Regions from separate parts of the Homo sapiens genome. Here all the other regions are linked to region 3. A link is a loop called in an ENCODE intact Hi-C map of the cell type or tissue named here. Cell type or tissue: ascending aorta. All regions are shown on one strand. Each heading gives the region's core, and the rest is flanking DNA. Links, peaks and the distances in the headings are about the cores only. Region 1 overlaps STK32A (serine/threonine kinase 32A). Region 2 overlaps STK32A (serine/threonine kinase 32A). Region 3 holds the start of STK32A (serine/threonine kinase 32A).

The links. A loop is a pair of places that touch in the nucleus more often than their neighbours do. Peaks named below come from ENCODE experiments on the same cell type or tissue, not always from the same donor. Only the 100,000 strongest peaks of a DNase experiment are listed, where the experiment ranks them.
Region 1: it touches region 3 in a loop (4-fold over the local background); 5 of 110 quality-filtered maps call a loop at or near these places.
Region 2: a loop joins it to region 3, with 3 times the contacts of the local background. A loop is called at or near these places in 4 of 110 quality-filtered maps.

What each region holds. Positions count from the first base shown.
Region 1 is chr5:147,300,884-147,307,089 of GRCh38, reverse strand. All of the region lies in intron 4 of STK32A (serine/threonine kinase 32A), which reads right to left. Among named protein-coding and RNA genes, the nearest start is that of STK32A, 69 kb to the right of the region's middle. In ascending aorta, for the core only: no CTCF peak of the experiment used is centred there; DNase peaks (open chromatin) are centred at 2,899 and 3,619; H3K27ac peaks cover 3,792 bases.
Region 2 is chr5:147,307,836-147,314,041 of GRCh38, reverse strand. The region is part of intron 4 of STK32A (serine/threonine kinase 32A); the gene reads right to left. Among named protein-coding and RNA genes, the nearest start is that of STK32A, 76 kb to the right of the region's middle. In ascending aorta, for the core only: no CTCF peak of the experiment used is centred there; a DNase peak (open chromatin) is centred at 3,531; H3K27ac peaks cover 1,394 bases.
Region 3 is chr5:147,232,566-147,238,771 of GRCh38, reverse strand. It overlaps STK32A (serine/threonine kinase 32A), which reads right to left and starts at 3,746. Exons shown (of 13, transcript NM_001112724.2): 1 at 3,573-3,746. It overlaps STK32A-AS1 (STK32A antisense RNA 1), which reads left to right and starts at 3,913. Exons shown (of 4, transcript NR_147190.1): 1 at 3,913-4,059. In ascending aorta, for the core only: no CTCF peak of the experiment used is centred there; DNase peaks (open chromatin) are centred at 3,831 and 4,281; H3K4me3 peaks cover 2,029 bases; H3K27ac peaks cover 2,052 bases.

The DNA.
Region 1 (6,206 bases), core at 297-5,296, 69 kb before region 3:
ATTATGGTCGCTATATTTTTTACCCATAAAAACAAAAGATAGGTTATTCAATGTCTCATTTAGTGTTAGTAACTCTGTTCTACCCTCCTCAACATATGACAAGAAACTCCTGACTCAGGGTAGAGTTCTACATACATAATATTAAAAATGATTCCACACTTTCTTCTAAAATGTATCAATTACATGTAGGCTATATGCCTATTGTCAGGCATAGTTATATGTACTTTTTCTAGACACTTTCCCTACTGATAAACGCATCTTTCTTTTTATTTGTTTTATTTGGTTTCCATGCAGAAAAATTATGTGATTTATCCCTTTCCTTAGAAATATTTATGTTAAGTCATTCAAACATCTTAGATAATTCACTACTTCTTTATCTGAGCAGAAGATTTAAAATTTATTATACCTTTATATGTAAGCAAGCAAATGACATTCCAGTGCTAGGAAGCTAACACATGTCAGTGAAGATACTGAATTTTGAATTAATTAAAATCTGTTGATTTTATATATGATACAATATAAAATATTATATATAATACATTTTAAATATGTGTTACAAATTATAATAAATATTTATTATTGCCAACTTGATAGTAACAAATAACACAAATCACAAAGGTTAACACTTTTTTCTCTTTGCCACATATCTTCTGAAAATTTCCTTCTCCTCCATTTCAGCACCTGGAACAACACCTGACTTGGTATGTGCTAAATAAAAGTTTTTAAAAAACTTTTAAAAAGACTTGTATATAGAATATATAAAGAGCTTTCATGGATCAATAAGAAAAAGAGGCAACCGATAGAAAGATGGTTAAAAGAGTCAAACAAGCACTTCCCAACAAAGGGATTATAAATGGTCAATAAGCAAAAATATGCCCAAACTCATAAGTCACCAGAAAAATGCAAATTAAAACCACAGGGAGATACCATTACACATTTGCTGGAACACCCAGAGTTAAATAAACTGATAATATCCAGTGTTGGTGATGCTTTGGAGCAACTTGACTTTTCATACATTGCGGATGTGAGTATAAACTGGCACAAGCTCTTTGGAAAATTGTTTGCCAGCTAAACCTATGTAAACCCTAGGACCCAGTGATTTAATTCTTAAGTTTATATTCCAAAATATGTGTAGAAAAATAAGAAGTACACATATTTTGGAATATAAACTTAAGAATTAAATCACTGGGTCCTAGGGTTTACATGTGTACAAAAGTACACATATTTTGGAGTTTGCCAAAAGAACAAATAAGAATGTTAATAGTAGTACTCTGCGAAAGTCTCAAATTGCAAACGATCCAAATGCCTATCAATGGTAAAAAACGTAAATGAACCATGGAGTATTTATACAATGGAATACAATACAGAAATGGCAAGACACTATTGCTACCTGTCACAACATGAATCTCAAAACTCATTTTGTACCTCTCCTCCTCTACTTGGAAAATAAAATCACTCATTAAATGATTTAATTTCTCATTTTCTCATTAAGCCTCTCCCTTTACTCCCTTTGGTCTTTTGTCCCACCATGTGGAGTTGGCTCTTATTAAGATCTTGATAGAGACAGGAGACAGCCAAGGGTCCCGGAGAAACCCAGCCTCCAAGTCTAAAACAGCCTGAAGGCTGAAAAACCGGACTGCTGGTCCTGGATGAAGCCCGCGCTTTCCTGGCTCATTCTCTCTAAATAATGCCCACTTGCGCACTGAGGGAAGTGGGTGGAGCCAGGGGAAGTTCGCGCTGTTTGCAGGGGGAGGAGCCTGGCCTCTTCAGTTTCCGTGTGGTAACCTATCTGTGAGGCAGGAGGTTGTTGGCAAGACTCCCTCTCGCTTTGCTGAGGGTTTTTCTTTCTTTTTCCTTTTCTCCCAATAAATGTTTTCCTCACCCTTCTATGTGTCTGCAAGCCTAATCTTCCCTGGTCATGTGACAAGAGCCCAGTTTTAGCTGACCTAAGGAGAAAGTTCTGCAACAATCTCAATATATTTTTTTAATTTTTTTTTTAGTTTTTTAGAGCAGAGTCTTGCCCTGTCACCCAGGCTGGAGTGCAGTGGAGTAATCACTTCAAACTCCTGGCCCAAGGGATCCTCCCACCTCAGCCTCCAAAGAAGCTGAGATTACTCAGCTAATTATTTTATTCTTATATTTTGTAGAGATGAGTTCTCACTATGTTGCCTAGGCTGGCCTCAAACTCCTGACCTCAAGTGATCCTCCTGCCTCAGCCTCCCAAAACACTGGGACAAGGTCACAATATTTATCTTCTCAAGTAAGGGGTCTGCTCTTTTTGTCTTCTTCTTCTTGACCTTGCAGCAGCATCTGAAATGGTTTTCCCTCCTTCCTTTCTGAAAAACTTTTCTCTCTGGAAGATTCCAGGATGGCAGACTCCCCTGACTTACCCATAGCTTGTTGATTAGCTTCATGACTGTTGTCTTTCTGTCTAGTTTCCTGAATCTTCCTCCTCTACCAGAACTATTAGAGAGCAATGTCTTTAGTCCTCAGACTTTCTGTTCCATCTAGTCTCTTTCCCAAGGTGCTCCCTTCAAGTCCCTGGTCTAAATGGCATCTAACAGCCAGTGATTCCCATATTTTTGTTTTGTTGGACTTTATACTCCCTGAATTTCCCTTTGAACTCCAGATTCACTTACTGCCTATTCAAGAGCTCTATCTGAATTACTAAGGGGCAGTTCAAAATTAACAGAGCTAAAAGAGTTTTCCTGATTTTCACAATGAATCTGCTCCTCCTCCAATCTCCCCATCTAAATGAATGACATGATCATCTAAGTTGCTTAGGCTAACAATCCAGGAGTCATTTATTTTATTCTTTCTTTGAGCTAAGGGGCAGGAATGTTTTCTGAGCAAGGCCAGTTGGATTCTCTCCCAGGACTTTCAATCTTGAGTGGGTGACACAAGGTTAGAAAATTGGTTGGAGCTGACTCATGTCCGCCCAGACAGCTTAAGAGTCTATTCAATAGTTCCTGCTACCTAGATTTCCAGATTGCCCTTTGTCCCTAATCTTTGTGAAACCTGCTACTTCAGCTGTGCTTCTGAATCTTTACCCCATATCCATCCAGTGAGTTTCTTTTGAGCTTAAATTTTCTAGTGGCTCCTTGCGTTGTTTTCAATAAAGGATGAGTAAATGAATATGTGAATATCTGCATTATAAAGACTCAGCTTCCTGTTCATCAGTCAGTCAACATCTCTAGGTGGAACAATTACTGCGTACTGGCCACAGAATAACACTTCTCTACTAAGTTCTTCTTCAGAAACTGTGCTCCCTTCTTCTCTACTTTTGCAAGTTCATCAGGGTCATATGCCAAAACAACTTCTTCCTTGAACCCTTTCAGAGCACTACAAGGACTCAATAACATCATGTGGCTCTGAGTTCTTGCAGTGTTTATAGTTTCTACCATTTCCTTGATCATTTTGTGGACTGCTTAAACATATTTTATGTATTACGGTGGATTGTTTGCAAAACTGGCCACAGTAATATCTCTGCCTGGCTTTTTGCAATGTTGACTTTGCCGTGCCACTCATCAGAAGTGGAGCCTATTTCTACACCCCTTGAATCTGAGCCTGACTTCGTGATTTACTTTAGCCAATAGGATAGAAAATGTGACTGTGGCAGAGGCTGAAAAAGTGCTTGCTCATTAAGTTTGTCAGCTGTTGCTGTTAGGAACCCTTCCACCCGCACGTGAAGAAGCCAGGGTTAGTCTCATGGCAGAAGAAAAAGGTTAGGCTAGCCCCCGCCTTCAAGGCCTAGATGGATAGTTTTGAATCACTGACTCACATAACAGCCCAGACTGGAAGAACTTCCTGGCCAATCTACAGAATCATGAGACATCAATACTTGCTGTTTTGAGTTAATAAGTTTTGGGGCAGTTTGTTACATAGCAAAATCTGTCATAATGCATCTAATTCTTAATCTAAAAGCACGTCTATACAGCCCTTGAATATTGGGAAGCGTCTTCTTTTAACAGGATTTTACATTATGTGTGTAAATGTGTATGTATGTTTAGGGATGATGCACCTGATAAAATGATCTTTTATATCCTTACTAGCTCTAATTTGTATAGATTCCTCTAAAAAGGATGGAATTTGACCTCCATTGCATCTCTATTGCCATCCCAGAAGACTTAGGTCCAAATAACATGTACTGGGAAGAAATATATACTGAAAAGAAACAAAGAGTGTTTATGCTTAGGAAATTTAGGAATTCTCCCCACAACAATGAAACATTCTAATAAAACATGTTTAATAATATAAGTATAAAATAAAATAAAATTTCAGGATCTTCTAAATTGATTTTGACAAGGGGGAAGTTAAGCCCTGGAAACTGAGTGAGTCGCATGGCATGTCTGCAATTCTGCATCTTAGATTATAGCTTACCTCTCTTCCTCATTGTTCTTATTCTATAAATGACTAGAAGAGACCAGACCTCCCCTTTCCAATCACTGATCTTTGTTATAGATTAACTGCCTCCCTATAGTCTTGTACCTAACTCAGACATGATGGTGCCCAAGGCCCCATGACAATTACATCTTCAGAGTAGAATGTTTAAATATACATTTCTCAAAAGAAAAAGACCACTTTGACTAATCAGATTGTTGTAACTATGCATTAAACCTTACATAGAAAGATGGTGAAATTCTGTTAAACTTCCCTGAACTTTGTCTATAAATGATCCCCAATGTCTACACTTCGGAACTCTGACTTCCATTCCTTGAATTCTGTTTCCTGGGGGGCTTGTCCTCAAACTTTGTACTCGAATAAACTCACTTTAAACTAGATTCTGACCCTTTTGATTACTTTATGTTGATAACAGAAAACAATTACAATAAAACGTTGCTTGAAATAAGCAATCTTGTGAATGGCATAGATAGTAAAAAGTGAAATATGTTGAAAAATATAGGGAAAACAATGGGAATGAATTGCACTAAATACTAATAGTGTTTGTAATAAGCAGAATAAAGGCTCCCCAAAGCTGTCCACATTATAATCTCCAGAACCTGCAAATATGTTTTCTTTTGTGGCAAAAGGGACTTTAAGGCCCATCATCAGATAGAGAGGTGATCCTGCATTATCCAAGTAGGCCCAATGTAATCACAAGGGGCCTTAAAAGATGAATAAGGAGAACATGAAGTCAGAGTCAGAGAGAGGTTTGAAGATAGTATGCTGCTGGCTTTGAAGATAAAGGAAGGGGCCACAAGCCGAGAATACAGGCAGCCTCAAGAAGCTAGAAAAGATAATGAAACAGATTCTCACCTGGAGGCTCTGGAAGAAACACAGCCCTGGTGACACATTGATTTTAGCCTAGGGAGACTGATTTTGGACTTCTGACTTCCAGAATTGTAAGATACTAAATCTATGATGTCTCAAGCCACCAGGTTTGTGGCAATTTGTTACCGCAGCAACGGAAAACTAATACAGCAGATATTTCTGCGTGATGAAATACAGGTTTTTATTTTTTCATTAGAACTTTCTGTGTTTCCACATTTACAAAATATGTATTATTTTATATTCAAAAAATTAGATTTAAATTTATAAAAACATAGAATAAAACAAAAGACTTTCTAGTGCTCAGGTTCAAGTTTAGGTGCAGTTGTCCACTCAAGAATCTTTTCTGGCTATGGGGAAGCAGGGACATTTCATTTCTAGCAAAGGAAACCAAAAATATTTCACCCCAAATACACTTATTTGACATATCTTGAGATGGTGCTTCAGAAGAAGGCATGCACACAGGAATAACCCTGAAAAGCTACCTTTCATGGAGATGATTTGTATCTATAGGAAAAAAAAAATACATTAGTGAAATAAACAACCAGGCATTCTCTGAGGACCTCCCCATGATCAGATCTCCCAACCACAGACTATCATCTATTCTTTCTGAGAGTTGCTACTTGTGAGATTTCATCTACATAACAAGGACCACCTTTGCCCCAGGACTTTCTTTCTCTCCCTTCACCCATAATCTATTTTTCCAAGCTCTTTCTGTAACCTCAAGATGGCATAAAAGTGTCAACCATCTACCCCTTTCTGTGAATTTCCATATTGCAAACAAATTTTGTGTGCTTTTTCTCCTATGAATCTGCCTTTTATCAGTTGATTCTCAGTGAACCTTCAGAGGGTGAAGGGGAAATTTTCCCTTGGCCCCTGTGCCAGAAGAAGTGTCACTCAGTTGTTGTGTAAAGTCACCATTTATCAACCACGTACTT
Region 2 (6,206 bases), core at 690-5,689, 75 kb before region 3:
TCTTTTGGGGTCATATCTGAGGAACAATTAGTGATTACAAGGTCTTGATCATCTACTTCTGTATTTTCTTCGAAGAATTTTATACATTAAGTTCTTATATTTACCTCTGTTTTCCATTTTGAGCTAATTTTGTACATGGTGTGAGGTAGGGTTCCAATTTCATTCTTTTACATTTGGATATACAGTTGTCCCAGCACCAGTTGTTGAAAAGACAAATTCTTCCCCCATTGAATTTTCTTGGCACCCTGGTTAAAAGTCAATTGACTGGAAATATGAGGCTTTATTTTTAGATGCTCAATTCTGTTCCATGTTTATCCTTATGCCAGGACCACCCTATCTTGATTATTGTAGCTTCATAACAACTTTCGAAACTGAAAAGTATGAGCCCTCCAACTTTGCTCTTCTTTTTCAAGATTGTTTTGGCTAGTCTTTGAATTTATTGAATTTTGAGTCCCTTGGATTTCTATACACATTTTAAGATCAGCTTGTGAATTTCTGCAAAGAAGCCAGCTGAGATTTTGATGGGGATTGTATAGAATCTACAGATAAATTTGAGGCCACAGTGCTTTTTTCACTTAACAGTATACTCTGGAGAGCAAACCACACTAGGAAATAGAGACATTTCTCACTTCTTTTCTCAAGTGTGCAGTGCTGCAATTTATGTATGTCACATGATTACTCAACCTGTCCCCACTTGATGAATATTCAGGTTGTTTCCCGGTTTTTGGCTAATATAAATAGTGCAACAGTGAAAAACTCTATGCATCTATCTTTGTTTGTTGTTGTTGTTATTTTGTTTTGTTTTTTAAGACGGAGTCTCTCTCTGTAGCACAGGCTGGAGTGCTGTGGCATATTCATAGTTCCCCGCAGCCTCCACTTCCAAGGCTCAACCTGTCCTTCCATCTCAGCCTCCTGAGTAGCTGAGACTACAGGCATGTACCACCATGACTGGCTAATTTTTTTTTTTTTTTTTTTTTTGTAGAGATGAGGTCTCACTATGTTGCCCAGGCTGGCCTCAAGCAGCCTTCCTACCTTAGCCTCCCAAAATGTTGTGGTTACAGGTGTGAGCCACCACATCTAGCCCAGTAGTAGTACTGGCCCACTGTGGTTGCCTTCTTGTATTCTGGGCAGTCTAATGTCATTATAGATGTATAGAAGAGGGTTTGCTAAAACAAAGATTTGTCAAAACAAAGGGCAAAGGTATATGTAATGTTTGCTTGATATTGCCAAATTTATCTCCATAGGGTGCATATCATTTTGAATTGCCACCAGCAGTACGTCAGTGCCTATTTCAGCGCTTTCTCTCTCTAGAGTACGTTGTCAAATTTTCAGAGGTTTTTAACAGCAGAAAAACTCATCAATAGACCAAGAAGCTTTGGAATTTATAAAATACTTACTTCTCTGTCTCATAAGCAGCCTTACAAAGCTTTTCCAAAGAAAAAATGCACCTTGAATGCCTTCTTTAACACATATAAGTGATCGCACCCACTCTTGTGTATTTTGTGTGTTTATCCAGAATAAACAGCCATATATCTAAAATTCATAAATGTGGACAACTTAGAATTTATGTAGCTCTTTTGGGCAGTAAACAGAATGAATTTGAGAGAACTACCATATAATATTTATAGTAAGTGTTCAGGCCGGGGGCAGTGGTTCACACCTGTAATCCCAGCACTTTGGAAGGCCGAGGTGGGTGGATCACCTGAGATCAGGAGTTTGAGACAAGCATGGCCAATATGGCAAAACCCCGTCTCTACTACAAATACAAAAAAAAATTAGCTGGGCATGGTGGCAGGCTCCTGTATTCCAGCTACTTTGGAGGCTGAGGCAGGATAATCACCTGAACCTGGGGGGCAGAGGTTGCAGTAAGCCAAGATTGTGCCATTGCACACCAGCCTGGGCAACAAGAGTGAAACCCCATCTCAAATAAATAAATAAATGTTCATTAAAACTTCCATTTTAGCAATAAGAAACTTGTACGTAAGTCTTGGAAGACTTAAAGACTCTTGGTTGGAGTTTATCTCCCCTGTAGTTAGTCTTTCCTGGCCTCTCCTTGACAAACGTAAACTAGATGTTACTCCTCTGTGTTTCCCCCTCTGCCCTTCCATAGCACCCAGGTATTTCTCCATTACAGAATGCTTCAGGCCTGGTGCAGATGACTCACGCTTGTAATCCCAATACTCTAGAAGGTAGCACTTTGGAAGGCAGGATGATCGCTTGAGGCCAGGAGTTCAAGGCCAGCCTGGGCAACATAGTGAGACCCAGTCTTAAAAAGGTGTGTTTTTTGTTTGTTGGCTTCTGTTTTTAAATTAGCCAGTATAGTGGCATGCACCTGTAGTCCCAGCTACTTAGGAGGTTGAGGTGAGAGGATTCCTTGAGCCCAGGAGTTCGAGACTGAAGTGAGCTATGATTTTACCACTGTACTCCAGTCTGGGTGACAGAGCAAGACTCTGTCTCTTAAAAACAAAACAAAACACTTCAGAAATCTAGTGGCAGATGGCTGCATTGCATTATATTGTATAATCACCATTAATATTTTCTTTTTGCCTGAATTGCTCACTAATTGAACAAAGAATTTTGTGCCCTGCTCATTTCTAACCATCAGCAACCCCTGGCATATAGCTTGGTACTTAATGAGCACTTGTTCATTCGATGGTCATTTTACAAATATTTTTTGTATATTCATGTTGTGCAAGGTGCTGAGAATAAAGGACTGAACAAAAGGACATGGTTTCCCTCTTCCTGAAGCCAATCATCTATAAAAGATAAACAAATATTTAACAAACAAATATGTAGTTATAGAATATGGCAAGAATTGTGAAAGAAAAGTGAAGGATACTGTGATAGAAACTAACAGAAGGACCCAAGTTTGATTGCAGGGGTCATGAAAACCTCACAGAAAGTAATACTCATATGTGTGTGATTCAAGACATAAACTATAGCCTCAAATAAAATAAACAAAAATCTACAGTTTGCACAGTAAAAAAGATGGGGGGTGATTTTTAAAAATCATATAACAGGTTGCAGATTAGTTTTTCTTGATATTATGATGATTTTTCTGAAGCCCTGACCTTTCTCTGGACAGAGCATTAAATCATATTTCATAATCTGTCGGCTTACATATACTGGCTCTGGAGATTTAATTTATGAAGCTTCTCAAGGGAGAAATTTTGCTATTATTATTTTCTACAGAATCTCTTGAGATGGCCACCTCAGAGAATAATACAGCCAGTAATCAGGCAAAGGGGAATAACAACATTTTGCTCTCCATATAAAAGGGCAAGCCAAGACGGCATGCTCAGATGATAATGAGGAACAATTAAATCAGTCTCTTGCTTATAAAGTTCATCAAGCATCCAGGAAAGAAAAATAAATGTTAGAAGTTAATACTTTTTGTGCTCCATGACAATCATAGACCGATCACAGAGAAACTAGTCTAAGTTGGAGAGCTTGGGTCACTGATGGGATTGGAAATGGCCACTTGTGATTCAGCAAGTGGCTGGGCAGGCCTGGCTGGCGTGGGAGAGGTGCCCGGCGTGCTGAGTCATACATTGTGACTGGCTCTTCTCCAGAGCGGAGAGACAGGAAGTTCAGCTGGCACAATGTATTGTCTACCCTTTGCCTCTCCAGCCAGAAAGGCAATTTATTTCCTTATTGACCAAGCTACACCATGTTCAGAATTGCAGGTCAGAGGGGGATGAACTAGAATTACTACCAAGTGAAGAGATTCTTACTCAGCCTTCACGCCTTCATCCCAGGCTCTCTACTTTTAATGCACCCAATGTTCCTTTACCCGTCTAGTGATTATAGCCAAACTAGACCAACTGCCTCTTCAGAAATGTTTTGCTTTTCCCCTGTCTCTGCTCTTATCTCAGGGGCTCTACTATTCTCTATTTCTGATGTCCAGCAGTAGAAACGCTACCAGGAACGCAGGAATAATACGACATAATGGTTTTTCTCAGACCTAAGAATATTAAAGTATCAGTGGTGATTTTGTTTTACTAAAATATTTTAATTTATCATGTTAAATGGCTCTTTGAAATTTTTAAGTTGATTTTGCAGTTGTAGCTAATTTTAAAATGTTTGGTTTAAGAGTTGTAAAAGTAATGATACATATATAATAACATTAAAATAAAATATATGTTAATGCTGAGGGTCTTAGAGAATTTGGGAGTCGGGAGTTAGAATCCAGCTTTGTCATCACTTCCTGTTTTTGTGGCTATCGAAAGAAATGGAACGTGTCATCATCAGCATACTTATTTACAGGAACTAGTAGTTGAAGATATATGAAATTATACATGTAATATATTAGTACAGCACCTCAAAAGTAGTAAATTCTTAAAAATATTAGTTGTCTTAAAAAGTGACATTGCATATATACGATTCTTTAAGTTTCCCCAAGAATTTCCTTCTTGAGTTTCCTTTCTACAACTACGCTTTTCAATTCATCAAACTTAGTCACAGTGAGAATACCTCACCCAATTAAACTCCAATCCTGCTTAAACTCAATATGCTTTTAAACAGCAACAAAAATGAACTGGTGATCTATTAAGTGCAATCTAAGGAGAAAAATACAAATCTGCAGGATAGATTCTTGTTTAATTATAACTACAAGTCTCAAATGGATACTTAGAAAATCCTATTCTAATTCTCTACTAATTTCACAGATCTTCTCGGCATCTCAAAATTTCCTATACTCTGACCACCTTCATTCTCAGTGGATGGCCTCATATACCACAGGGAAAACACAGGCAATGGCATAAGAACTATTTCATCTGCCCTCTGAGAAGCCCAGCAGCTCACACACATACAGACTTCAAACTCTGCTTTCTCTCCTAGTACATGAAGGAAGGGTCCCCACTTCCACCTAAGGTCAGCTCATTCACCTGTGCCCTGAGTCACATTCATCTCACCACCTGCAGGACCTGACTTGGCAATCATCCCCGCTCTTTACTACATTACCAATTTCTTCCTCTCAGTTGGCTCATTCTTGTTACCATTCAAACTTGTCTATGTACATCCTAAAATATATGTAGGAATATATATAAATAGAATACATATTTATAAATAATAAATAACATACATAAATAATGTATGAATAATAATATAAAAAATATAAAAAACAAATATTTTATTGTAGCCAGTAATATACACAAGAGGATAATAGAACATGACCAACTAGCATTTACTTTTGGAAATCAAGATTGCTTTAATATTTACAAATCAACTTGCTTCACTCACAATAGAAATGACCTCAGTAAAACAAAAGTATTTGATAAAATATTGTACTCATTCATGTTAAAAAAAAAAAAAACTTCTAGTGACTTAGGACAGAAAAGAAACTTTCTTATTGTGATAAAGGATATCTACAAATAGCCTACAGCAAATATTTTATAAACTCTTGATATATTGAAAACCTTCCCTGTGAACTCGGGAAAAAGAGACAAAGATGTCCATTATCACTACTTTTATTCAACATTGTTCTCAATGCATGTGCAATATGCATGGAAAGAAAAGGCAAGATTGAAAGGGAAGAAATGAACCTGCCACTATTAGTAAATCACATGAATGTAAATATTGAAAATCCAAGAAAACCTATGGGACAACTAGTATAATTAATAAGAGAATTTAGCCAGGTCACTGAACACAAAGTCAATATTAATAATCAATTGTATTTTAGTATATAAGCATCAAACTAGCAAGAAATACAATTTTGATAAATAATACCACTTGTAATCTTATCAAATACCTAGTCATCAGTCTAAAGACAAATACGCTAGACCTCTACATGAAAAACTAAAACCAAAGAGAGAAATTAAGGAATATCTACATAAATAAGGAAATGTATACGCATATATATGTATATGCATGTACACACATATATATATATATATATATATATAAAATGTATGAATTGGAAATTTGATATTTTAAAAAGATGTTAGTTATCCCTGAATTAATCTATAGACTCCATGTACCCAATATACATACCAGCAGCTTTAAAATACAAATTGAAAAGCTACTTATGAAATTTATATGGAATTTTAAAGAACCAACTGTAGCCAACATAATCCAAAGATGAATTACTGAAAATCCAGTATAAAACTACAGTAATTAAAACAGAGTGATAAATATGCAAGAGTATACAAATGAATCAATGGAACAGAGTCAGGAAACCCATACATAGATGGTGACTTGATTAATAA
Region 3 (6,206 bases), core at 838-5,837:
AATCTATGATATGCATACACTTAACTCATTATATATTAAGTTAAATAATACACATATATATAACTCTGTTATATCATACGTATGTTATATCACATTTATATATATGTATTGAGTTACATAAATGTATGATATGCATACATTTAACTGAATACACAAAACATTTTCATAGCATAAGTGCTCAAAACTGTTAGCCGCTCTGAGGCTCAAATTAAATGATATGTGTGAACAAGAAAAGATCCTGAAAACTACGGCTTTGCTCCACTTTAAAACATAATGGTAAAGAGAGGCAGCATCCTGTGTTCCAGTCCTAAAACTGACACTGATAATGCCTTTGGCCCAGTTATGTAACCTCTCACCTCTAGAATGGGGGAAATGACAGTGTCTACCTCAGGAGTGACAAGCTGGGATCCCTATAGGAGCCAGGCAGATGATGCAAATGAGTGAGCCAGACTGGGCATTTAACATTAGTGCATTGGGCAGACAATGGTGGCAATGGCTCCATCCAAATAAAGTAATTGTGCTCAGATCAAACAGATTGTCACCACATGGAAACATGAGCCCAGATCTTCAGATCTATCCCCCAAATGGGGTAAAGGTCTAGATTTTGTACAAAATAATATTTTAAAATTCTACTCAGCTATCTGGCTTAAGAAAATTTCATGCTTAGCACATATATGGTCATGGATACATATAATGAGACAATGTATATAAGGTAATTGGCACAATGCCTAGCACATGATATGCAAAGAATGAATGTTAGCTCCTGCTATTTCTAAGAGTAGCAGAATTTCCTTATTGCGTATTTTTAAAAAAATAGTTGATTTCCTCCTGAGCTCTTTACATGTGAAGGGAATATTGATTACAGGCAGAATTGGAGAAAGTGTTAAGGATGAGTTATTGAAAAAGAACTTATGAAACCCCTAAGGAAGTGTAGAAGAAAAGCTCGTTTTCCCATTAGGAAAATGTAAGTAAACCCTTCATTTGGAAGGCAGACTCAGACTCATTAAGGAAATGCTACTTTTCATACTAAAAACCAACTGCTGGCAAAGTGCCTTATGGACTTTAGCAAGAATCATTAAATAGAGAGCAAAGAGAGTCATTAATTAGGAAGCAACCAATTAAATGGTATGAGAGAGGGAGTGAGTAGGGGTAGGTGGTCACAGGTGGCTGATGGAAGCTCAGTGGAATTATTGAGACCCAGGAAGATAGAACTCAACCATTTCTCCAGGATAAAAAATCAAAAAGAGTTTAACTCCAGCAGACAAGGGAGTTAAGAAGTAAGTGGGATGCACTTTTTATTGTGAGTGTTTTATTGTGAGTTAGGGAGAAGCAAATGGGGTGGTCTTTGTGCTTTATTATTGCATTTAAAATCCAAATGAGGGATAGTGTAAGGACTGAACCACTGATGGCACTAGAAAGAGATGAATGGTCCTAAAGAGAACATTAATTTTTTTTTTTTGAGATGGAGTCTTGCTCTGTTGCCCAGGCTGGAGTGCAGTGGCACCATCTCGGCTCACTGCAAGCTCTGCCTCCTGGGTTCACGCCATTCTCCTGCCTCAGCCTCCCAAGTAGCTGAGACTACAGGCACCCGCCACCATGCCCGGCTAATTTTTTTGTATTTTTAGTAGAGATGGGGTTTCACCATGTTAGCCAGGATGGTCTCGATCTCCTGACCTTGTGATGCACCCACCTCGGCCTCCCAAAGTGCTGGGATTACAGGCTTGAGCCACCGTGCCTGGCCGGGAGAACATTAATTTTAAGGATTTGCAGTTGTTAACTGCAGGCAGAGGCTACATTGTCTTTTATTTTGTGCTTAAAACCTGAGTACATGTAGTTTTCACAATGCACCCCAGTCCTGTCATTCTTATATCTTTCTTCACACCTCAGGTTTTTCTCAAGTAGCCTGTCATCCTGCAACATAAGATATACCAAGCACTGACCTTGCAAGTTGTCGAATCAGAAAGAGAAAGAGGAAGGAATATTATCGCAATTTTCCATGTTTCAGAATTTCATTCTGATGTGCACACAATTTTGTTCACCACGGACCAAGTGATTTTTAGTGGGAAGATAATATGCAAACAGGGAACCATTTTTGTGTGTGTCTGTGGAAGGGGGAAGCAGATGGAACCACTGGGTGGTCGTTTAGTATCTTCTTCATTGCACCTAACATACACAATCCAGTTTAAAATTATTTTTCATTTTCTCTCCCATGTGGATAACCAAATTAGATTTTTTTTTTCATATTCAGAAAGAAATCTACCTTTCTCTCGCAGGAAAATGGAGACATGTCCTTTCCATTCTGCTGAAGAGCCCAGTAGAGCTGTAGGACTCTCTTTTACCAACCCCCCAGCCCTTCCTGATCTCCAGGCACTAGGTCTGCAGTGTTACCTAAGCATCATTTTGAGATGTGAAGAGGACAGCTACCATCCATGAAAATGAAAATCCAAAGCATATGAAATGTAAAAGGAGGAGAAATTTGTCTTGCAGGGACACAGGGAGTTTTCAGAGTCTACCCTGACCTGGCCGATTATCAGATTATTAACTGGGAAATAGTTCCCTAATACCAACCTTTCATCTTTGGCCTGTAATTTGGGGGTTGTCAACAGGTAAGCTTCTCTAACCACCAAGCCTCCCTAGATAAAGAGGTGTGGTCTTCTAGGATTGGAAAACATAGGAGGTGATGCAAGAAAGTTGCAACTTTTGATTAAACATTTTAGGTTTCATTGTCACAGAATGTGCATAGACACAACTTATTTTGTTTGCATTTGAAAAACAGAACTTCTTAGTTTAAGAAATATTTTAAAAATAGGGGGCAAAAACATGAAAAATGCCCAAGTTAATAACACTCTCAGTTAACAATTGTTTATATTTGGTCATCTTTATATCATCATTTTTATTTTTAAAGCATTTTAGGGAAATATTATTTCCACCTTAATCCTAAAGTCCAATTGATTTCCCTTTCACACTTTCCAAAGACAGCCACAATCACGGATGTGATAAACATTTTACAGTCCCCCTTCTATGATTTTACAAACATGACAAGTGTCTTAAAATAAGTCACCTAAATGGCATGAGAGAGTGGATATATTTTGCATCTTGCTGTGTCTATCTGCCATCATACTTCTGAAATCTAGGTACAGGCATGCTGATCCCTACAGCTCTGATTTTAGCTTTTTAAGTGCTGCATAGCAGTCCGTTGTGTGAATACACCACATTTTATTTTTTAAGTCCTGGGGGAAAAAGTCCTTGTGGAGATGAAGCAATCATCAAAGGCAGCTAGGTTTTGCTTGTTTAGATGCTGGAGAACAAGCAGAAACACCTCCACTCACTTGTCTCAACCCAGCAAATATTTATTGAAGTCTGTCTGGGTCTGCACATGAGTCAGTGCCAGGCAGGGGAACCTGGATGGAGTGCAAAATAGCTGGAATTGGCCCTAGCCTGCATTTAGTTTTGTGAGTTATCTTGATCAGCAGCCTTTGTCTTCTCTTCTCCTTGCACTTCCTAGCTTCCCAACAGTACCCTTAGTATGCAGGTTTATTGTTATTATTCGTTAAATCTAGACCACCACTCACCTAGTCTCGATTCTTCCTTCATTCCTCCCATGAGGCTCGGAGCGATGCTTTCATCCAGGGAACAGGGACTAAGAGAAGAACTCCAAGAGCAAGGAGCAAGAAAAGGCACCTATCTGCCCGGAAGCGGCGGAGGCTGCGAGCGCCGGGCTGGGCTGGGCTGGGCTGCGCTGGACTGAGCTGGGCTGGGCTGGGGAGGCACCTGCGGCTGCCAAGGGGTCCGAGCGCCGCCCAGCGCACAGCTACCCCGGAGGGGCGGCTCCTTGGCCAGGGAAGGAGGCGGGATCTGCTTGCCAGCGGGCGTCTCCGCTTAGCGCTCTCTCCAGAAACCGCTGGGCAGTCTCCTGGGTGAGCGCCAGACGCCTGGGGTCCGTTTGCCGCCTGCTGAGACTAGACAAGGACCCCGGGAGGGCGACGTTGGGGGAGAGGGCTACGGATGGAGGTCCCGCCGCGCTTGGGCCGGGTCCGGAGCCACCAGGACGCACAGCGGGTACTATTACGCCCCATATCACGGGAACTGCCTCACCCCCCCTGCGATGTGGATCGTAATAGCCGGGGGGGGGGGGGGGGGAGAAGGGGGGTGCTATTACTCTCCATATCGCCGGGGGTGCCTCACCCCCCTGCGATGTGGATCCTAAAAGCCGGGGGGTTGAGGGGGAGAGGGCGGTGCTATTACTCCTCATATCGCGGGGGAAGCCTCACTCCCCTGCGATGTGGATCGTAATAGTCGGGGGGGAAAGGGGGACGCTATTAATCCCCATATGGCAGGAGGGTGCCTCACACCCCAGCGATGTGGCTCGTAGTAGCCAGGGAGGGAGGGGGGGTCCTATTACTCCCCATATGGCGGGGTGTGCCTCACCCTCTTGCTATATGGGAATTAATAGCATTCTCTCCCCTCTTGGACATTAGAAACAATTTCACAGTGTGTGTGTACACAGCCTGCGATATTGAAACTAACAGCATCCTATCCACCTCCGGTTATTAGGAACAATATCACAAAATGGTGTACACTCTTTGCGAGACTTGGAGTTCTATCGTGCTGTGTTTCCCTGAATATTCGTAGAAATGTGACAGCGTGGGTGTACACCCACTACTATATTGGGAGTAACTTCGTACTCCACCCCCTGGAAATTAGGAGAAATATCACGGAAGGGGTGTAAAGCCACTGCGATATTTGAAATAATATCATGCCCTCACCCACTAGTTATTAGGAACAATATCACAGGACGGTGTATACCTTCTACAGTATTGGGAGTAATATCATCATCTCTTTCTTTAGATATTAGGAACAATATCAAAGGGGGTTGCACACCCAGTGTATTATTGGAAGTAATATCATTCTCTCTTCTTCTAGATTTTAGGAATCATATCACAGGCAGGGTGTACCACCCTTATTATATTAAAAGTAATGTTATCTCCTTTCGACCTGGATATTAAGAACAATAAGAAATGCGTTCTGTACATCCTTTGAATATTGGTAGTAATACCATCTTTTCCCTTCCTGGATTTAAGAAACAATATGACTTGTGGGGTGTCCACCCCTTGCAATATTGGGAGTAATATCACCTCTCCCCATGAGGTTATTAGGGACAAAATCACAGGGTGGGTGTACACTTCCTACGTTATTAAGAGTAATATCATCCACTTTCCCCCTTTATATCAGGAACCATATCACAGAAGAGGTGTACACCCCCTGTGATATTGTCAGTAATATCATCTCTTCCCCCCTGGATATTAGGAGCAAAACCACAGGGGGGATGTACACCCACTGCGATATTGAAAGTAATAGCAGCCTCTTTCCCGCTGGATATTAGGAAGTATATCACAGGTGTGTGTGCACCTTCTGCGATATTGGTAGTAATATAAACCTCTACTATGCTGCCTATTAGGAAGAATATACAGTGGGGGGCGGGGGGGTTACAACCCCTGCGACATTGGGCATAATATTATTATTTTTCCCTGTACATTAAAAACTCTATCAAAGGGGTCTGTACACCTTCTGCGATATTGGGATCAATTTTATTCTCTCCCCCACTGAATGTTAGAAACAATATTACAGAAGGGTGTACACTTCCTGCGATATGGCCAGTAATATCATCATCTCCTTCCCTGGATATTAGGAACAATATCACCATTTGTGTACATCCCTTGCGCTGTTGGGAGTAACATTATTCTCTCTTCCCCTTGATATTAGAAATAATATCACAGGCGGAGTGTACACCCCACCCCCTGCGATACTGAAGGTAATATCATTCTTTTTTAACTTAGATATAAGGAACAGTATCACAGGGGGCGTGTACACTTTCTTCGATACTGGGAGTAATACCATCCTCTCAACCCGTAAAGAGCAGGAAAAATATCAAAGAATGTTTGTACACCACTTGCGATATTGGGAGTAACATCATCCTCCCCTCACCTGGGTATCAGAAAAAATATCATGGGGCATGGATGTACACCACCTGCGATACTGGGAGTAATATAATGTTCTATCCCCATGGATATTGAGAACAATATCACAGAGGTGGTGTACATCCTCTGCGTTACTGCGAGTAATATCATCCTCACCCCCCCTAGATATTAGGAGCAATATCACAGGAGGATTATACACCCGCTGCAACATTGGGAGTAATATCATCC